2 separate regions of the Homo sapiens genome follow, and region 2 is linked to region 1. The links are chromatin contacts, found by Hi-C or POLR2A ChIA-PET in ENCODE. All regions are on one chromosome and are shown on one strand. Each heading gives the region's core, a stretch centred on a gene start or an enhancer-like site at or near the end of the contact. The rest is flanking DNA. Distances are from core to core; before and after follow the strand shown.

What was found. A loop is a pair of places that touch in the nucleus more often than their neighbours do. ChIA-PET counts read pairs that join two places held with the same protein, here RNA polymerase II (POLR2A). Pooled maps may share reads with other maps.
Region 2: a loop to region 1 is called in a pooled map, with 4 times the contacts of the local background. The contact joins the promoter of CDKL1 here to the enhancer-like site in region 1. A Hi-C loop is called at or near these places in 6 of 50 pooled maps. POLR2A ChIA-PET finds 5 or more read pairs at or near these places in 3 of 52 experiments (BJ, GM12878 and activated CD4-positive, alpha-beta T cell).

Annotation. Positions count from the first base shown.
Region 1 is chr14:50,858,066-50,861,622 of GRCh38, reverse strand. No RefSeq gene overlaps it. Among named protein-coding and RNA genes, the nearest start is that of ABHD12B, 12 kb to the left of the region's middle. Within about 2 kb of position 1,547, at least 25 of the 41 ENCODE cell types and tissues checked have a DNase peak (open chromatin) inside an H3K27ac peak, as active enhancers do; they include GM12878, where a contact is called at or near this core.
Region 2 is chr14:50,395,403-50,398,856 of GRCh38, reverse strand. CDKL1 (cyclin dependent kinase like 1) reads left to right here and starts at 1,976. Exons shown (of 10, transcript NM_004196.7): 1 at 1,976-2,033; 2 at 2,528-3,156. The coding sequence starts at 2,989. RefSeq lists silencers at 1,658-1,883, 1,823-2,272 and an enhancer at 1,565-2,064.

The DNA of each region.
Region 1 (3,557 bases), core at 298-2,797:
TCCAGAGCTGTTTTTAGATTGAACAGTGAAAGATCATTAAGATCCATAAATGGCATTCAGGTTTTAGTGGATGACTTTGGGAAGTCTCACTAAAGTATATATAGGAAGATTCTGGTGTGAGTATTGGGAACAAGTGGCCATTTCTTCCATACAGGTAATGTTGAAGAGGGGACTGTGTCCTTTCTGCATAAAGAAGCAGTCCCCCTGATCTATTCAGGATGGAAGGCACTTTCCAAATTGCCTCTAGAGCAGCATGATATTCTGTGTGGTCCCAGTTTTTATAAAGCAAAAAGTGGCTCAGATAAACTACATAGATGAGCAAGAAATAGGAAAAATTGGTCCTCAGTAGAAATCACAGAGGCAGACTAGTTTCACATCAAAACAGTGATCCAATCTGCTCACTACAGACAAAGGTACCAGGTGAACACAAAGAAGCTGCCCTTTGGTTAATGTTTGAGCCTTATGTCAGAAATTCTCTCACATCACAGACTCTTTGTGATTGAAAGCAAACTTTCAATCATCTTAAATGTAGGGTTTTTATGTAATGTTATAAAATAAACTCTAATGCAGGTCAATAAGTAACTCATGTAGTTTCTCAGGAAGAGGATATCATTAGTAAGACTTACATCACTAATATAACCATAACCACTCCCTCTAAGAATTAAATTTATCCTTTCAGCAAAGGCTCAATGAATTGCAAAAAAAAAAAAAAAAAGTAATCTAATGATATCTTCTCGAATGAAAGACTTGTTGAAAATTCACCTGGGTTATGCAGCTGTCACTAACAAGCTAAAACATTGCTTTCATTCTATACCGTTTGTTGTCATGGGAGCTAATAGGTTGGGGGCGGGGGTGGGTGGGACTTTTCTCCATTTATTTGCAAAGCATAAAATTGATAACAAGCTCTGTGTTGTGATTTTTAGATCAGACACGCGGGGGCAGCAGTGAGCTGATGAGCAGCACAAACAATGGTGACACCTTGGAGCCAGAAAGTTTGAATCTAGAGATTGAGATGCCGGCTAGCTCTGTTTTAAAATTATTTACACCAAAAAGATACACATTTTTAAAACCTTTAAAATTAAATACTAGAGGAATTCCTTCTAGCAGATGTTTCCTGCTCCTCATTAGTGCTTAATTTTCTAATTTCCCTGATGTTTTTGCTTTTTCTATTGACATTTTTTTTTCAATCCGTTGAGGAATTTGATCATTTTAAAGCTGAGAAACTTCCTCCTGACCAGCCGAGTTGAAACCCGGGGAGCACAGGCGGGATATTCCCACCCCACAGGCTCAGAAAACGAGCTCTGTGCGGTGCAGAGAGTAAAAGGACTGCCTTTGTGGGGAGCCCACTTTGGCCTGGAGCTGACAACATCTTGAGAGCAAATCGGTTCCAAGGGCTCCTTTTTATAAAATGGGGAAACACAGCGGCACTCCTTCTTCCTTCCCAAAGACGGATGTGTTTCATCCCTGCCTATCTGGAGCTGCTGTTCTAGTATGGCACAGGCAGATCGCCCATCTCTGAAGAGCAAGATGGGCGTGTACCCGGTTTCACTTTCACTGCAGACAGGAGAGTCTGTACACAAAGGTACCACAGCCGATCCATCTTTTTTTTTTTTTTTTTTTTTTTTTTTTTTGAGACGGATACTCGCTATGTCGCCCAGGCTGGAGTGCAGTGGCGCGGCCGATCCATCTTTAAACCCCCAGCTGAGGCGGCTTGTTTACTGAGGACAGCCTGGTCCACCTGAAGAGGCCGTTGGAGAATGACACCCCAAAGGCAGAAAGGGAGGGATTCCCCACATGGCCCCAGAACAGCCTCACAAGGGCGGCCAGGACAGCCCCTCTTGCTGCGCCTGACAAGAGCCCCTTTGTCAGGCTGTCAGGCCGGGTTTTATTTTTAGACTCAGCCAGGGCTGCCTCCTGCCCGGAGCTTTCCCCTCGCACAGCTGTTGCCTCTGCTTTCCAAAGCCCTAGCCTACCGGTGCTGTGCTTCCCTTGGCCTTGGTGTGGCTTGACAAGTTGGAAGAATGATGGTGGCTTTAAAGAGAAGGGTTGGGGAGGGGTGAGCTCCCAGGCAGGCTCCTGGGCCCTTCCTGCTCAGCCCCGGGTCAGCTTGCTTCCCCCCATCCCAGCATGCACTTCCAGCCCAGGCATTTTAAAACCAAACAATCCAGCTCCCCCAGGATGGGCAGCCTCATTGCACTGGGTGGTTGGTTACCCCTCTGTCTGGGTGTGGGACACTACCTGGCAGTGACCTGTTGAGTAGCCAGTGAGAAAGCTCAGAGCCAGGAGTCAAACTGCACAGCCACTCCTGAACCTCAGGCCCTCCCTGATCAAAAGAGTTCCTTGTATGTATTGTATTCTAGATAGCTTATTTCTTCCACTACAAAAGAAATGTGCATTTATTGTAGCATTTCCATCCAGCTCGACTCTCTAGACAAGTCTAGGCATAATTTTACATTTCCGATGCCATATTGGATTTGTAACTTTGACCCTCCATATGCGTATTTAAAATCCACACTGAGACAGGGACTATCTCTGGGGACTAGGATCAGGGAAATAAGGCTTTTTATTTATACAGTTTTGCTTTTTATTTTCCACACTTTTGTATTGTTTAATCTTTTCCCAAGAAATGAATTTATTGTATTTATTTCTTTAATTGTGCAACTTTTATTTTTTTAAAGATGGGGGTCTCACTCTGTTGCCCAGGCTGAAGTGCAGTGGTGCAGTCATAGCTCTTTGTCACTTAGAATTCCTGGGCTCAACTGATCCTTCCACCTTGGCCTCCCCAGTAGCTGGGACTACAGGTGCAAGCCACCATGCCAGGATGGAAATGAATTATTTTGTAATGTAAAAAATAAAGGAAAGAGGACAGCTCTAACTAAAGTCAGGACTATTGCTATGTTGGACATGCCTCAGCCAGGACTCAGCACAGCAAGTGGGTTTTTTCTGTTCTTAAAAATATACTTAAGTTGGGCCAGGCGCGGTGGCTCACACCTGTAATCCCAGCACTTTGGGAGGCCAAGGCAGGTGGATCATGAAGTCAGGAGATCCAGACCATCCTGAGTAACACGGTGAAACTAAAATACAAAAAATTAGCCGGGCATGGTGGCACACACCTGTAGTCCCTGCTACTGAGGAGGCTGAGACAGGAGAATTGCATGAACCCAGGAGGCAGAGGTTGCAGTGAGCTGAGCTCGTGCCACTGCACTCCAGCCTGGGCAACAAAGCGAGACTCCGTCTCCAAAATACTAAAATAAAAATAATATATATATATTTTTATTTTTTTATATGTATATATATATAAGTTCTTGCTCCCACAGCTGTGGTCCCTTTAGCTAAAAGAGTTTGAAATGGCTATAGTGTCCTTGGAGACCTATTTTTGAGGAGGAGGCTGAGAGCTTCCTTCCTCTGCCCAGCCCCCCTTCTCCCATGACTTTTTTTTCCTCTCTTTTTCAGAAATCTGATGCTGTCAGGCCCAAGCATTGGCCAGGAAAGGACTCAGTACAGACAGGACCACTCAGAGAAACAGTAAGATAAGTCCACGTATTTACAATACTCTG
Region 2 (3,454 bases), core at 727-3,226, 460 kb after region 1:
GCAGTGAGCCAAGATCACACCACTGCACTCCAGCCTGGATGACAGAGCAAGACTGTCTCAAAAAAAAAAACAAAAAAAATTCTTCCAAACATTTAAGGAATTAATAATACCAATTTAATGTAAACATCTCTAGAAAATAAAAGGGAAGATAAACACTTCCCAACTCATTTTCTGAGATCAGCATTATCCTGATGCCAAAATTAGCAGATATTACAAGAAAACTATACATCAATATCTCTCAAAACATGAATGTAAAAATTTCCAATAAAATATTACTAATCAAATCCAGCAATACATTAAAATGATAAAATCATAAATAAGTTGGGTTTATCCCAGGAACAAAAGGTTGGTTCAACATCTAAAAATCAATATAATTCACCGTATCAACAGACTACATAAAAACAATTAGGTGGTGCACACCTATAATTCTAGCTACTCAGGCCTGGCAGAAGTGGGAGGATTGCTTAGGCCCAGGAGTTCAAGGGTACAGTGAGCAGTGATAACACTACTGCACTCCAGCCTGGGTGACAGAGCGAGACTCCCTCTCAATTAAAAAAAAAAAAGAAAAGAAAGGAAAAGGAAATGATCACCTCTAGATGAAGAAATGCATTTGATAAAATTCAACATCCATTCATAATTTTAAAAAGCAAACAAAAACACTAAGCAAACTAGGAATGAAAGTGAACTTTCTCAACCTCCTATTAATAAAAGGCTTCTGTGTTAGATACATATGGTTGCATAACAAATTACCCCAAAACATAATAGCAAACATATTTCAGTTTCTAGAGGTCAGGAACCCAAGTATGGCTTAGCTGGGTGCCCCTGGCTCAAGGTCTCTCACAAGATTGAACTTACATTGTCATCTGGGGCTACAATCTCATCTGAAAGCTCACTGGAGTTGGGGTGGTGGGGGAGATCCTCTATCCTCAAAAGGCTACATACGGTCTGATTCCATTTTCATGACATTCTGGAAAAGGCAAAACTATAGAGACAGAAAACAGATCAATGGTTGCCATTTGCAAACAATTTCTGTTCACAGACCACCTCTAGGCCATCCTTGTACTGGGTTTCCAGGGCAGCCACCAGCCCTCTCTCCTCAGCTCCAGGCTCCTTTCTGAACCCTTCCTGGGTTTACATTTAGTAGCATGCTGCTTGACACGGGATTGGCCCCTGTTTCATAGACACTGTGTTAATTTTCTCTCCTCGGGTACTGCTTCCAGGACAAGTACCCGCATTGATGCTGGCACTGGGAACGGGACGGATGATAAAGTGTGAGGCACTCTGCCCAGTGGCAACTGACATGATTTCATAATTTCCCCAGGTCCATCCGCTTCCCGCCAGTGTGCTCAGATTTGAGCAGTAGGAGTCCGTTGGGAGAAAGATGGGGGAAAGGAACCAAAAACAATTAAGGCAGACTCTGTAAGCTTCCACCTCCCACACCAGAAAAGTCCCACAGCAGAAGACTGCCGTGGAACCTTCCCTACTGTAGAGGAAAGTGCTGACTTTAAGCAATTTCTGCAGTCACGCCTTCCTCTTCTTTCCTTTCTCCCTCTCATTCATTCACTGACGCCGCAGCACTGATCAGCACAGACACAGAAGATGCCTCCAAGGGACCAAAGGGAATAACCGCGGTTCTGAGGTGTGGGGACTGCTGTTGCAGGGAAATGTGGACCGCTCAGGAGGGGCTCCTAGCGCAGGCGTCTTGCTCCGCAGACGCGGTTACAGCTGCGCTTTGCACGGCCTGCGGAAGTTTGCAAATCTAGCAGGTCTGCTCTCCCGGCAGCAGGACTCGGCCCGCGGTCAGGACAGCTCCCATGGACGGAGGGCGGCCCTCCGAGGCCTTTCCCTGCAGCCGGGAGGGCGGCCGGGCTGGGCCGGGCCGGGGGTGGGAAGCTGGGGCGCGGCGGCCCCGCCCAGGCAGACCCGGGGCGGGAGCCGGTTCCCATAGGGATCGCGGGCCGAGCCACGCCGAGCCGAGCTGGGCGGAAGAAGGCGAGGCGGGAGCCAGGCCCGTCCCTGACCGCCGCGGCGCCGTGAGTCCCGGGCGGGCAAGGAGGCGCGGGCCGTCCCTGGCCAACACGTGGCACCGCTCCATGCTGCGCGGCGCGGCTGAGGTGCACGTCCGGGCGCGGGAGGGTTTTCCCAGTCCCGGGGGCGTGGGGCGCGGGGCGCGGGTTGGTCTCCTGCGGCCAAGCCTCGCCGCCGCCTCCGCGGGGAGCCGGGAGGTGTCTTCTTGCCGCAGGGAAATGAGACCCGAAATTAGAACCGGGGAAGCCCTTAGCCCTCCCCGTACTCCAGCCAGCTCAGGTGTCTTAGATCGGATGAACGATAACGTTAAAAAGATAGCTTATCTTACAGCTCGGCTCGTTTTAGGATGGCAAGTTACATTTTAACTTACAGGGTATTTAACGGGCGATTAAAATCGGGTTACTGGAGGCAGCTAACTCTAGGCTGTTACTCCTGATCGCGTTGCCATTGCCGACACGGGTACACTCTTCATTCCTTAACATGTGCTGTTCTGTTCTAGGACCGTGACAAACACTCATCGTTGGGTGGGGCTCTAGTGCAGTCCGTTGGTGCCAATATTTTATAAGCGACGTTTTCAAACTATGTGAAGATCCTTTCTTTTCTTTTCTTTCTTTCTTTTTTTTTTTTTTTTTTTTTTTTTTTTGAGACGGAATCTCGCTCTGTCGCCCGGGCTGGAGTGCAGTGGCGCGATCTCGGCTCACTGCAACCTGCGCCTCCCAGGTTCACGCGATTCTCCTGCCTCAGTCTCCTGAGTTGCTGGGACTACGGGCGCCCATCACCACACCCGGCTAATTTTTTGTATCTTTAGTAGAGACGGAGTTTCAGTATGTTGGCCAGACTGGTCTCGAACTCCTGACCTCAGGTGATCTGCCCGCCTCAGCCTCCCAAAGTGCTGGGATTACAGGCGTGAGCCACCATTCTCGGCTGAAGATCCATTTTAAGAAGATTTATTCCTCTATGATGGAGAAGTATGAAAAAATTGGGAAAATTGGAGAAGGATCCTATGGAGTTGTTTTCAAATGTAGAAACAGGGACACGGGTCAGATTGTGGCCATCAAGAAGTTTCTGGAATCAGAAGATGACCCTGTCATAAAGAAAATTGCCCTTCGGGAAATCCGAATGCTCAAGGTAATTGATTCACTTTTCCTTTTTTTTCTTTTTCGAGACAGGGTTTCACTCTGTCTCCCAGGCTGGAGTGCAGCCATGTGATCATAGCTCACAGCAGCCTGGAACTCCTGGGCTCAAGCCATGCTTCTGCCTCAGCCTCCTGAGTAGCTGGGATTACAGGTTCTAGCCACTGCTCCGGGATCCACTTTTTCTTTAAAGTGAATTTTTAGGGATGAAAGAAATAAAGTGAGTCATGTTATGTTAAAAGAATGTCATGGGACATGGTTATATCTTACTTCATAGCCTTTTGACTTCAGTG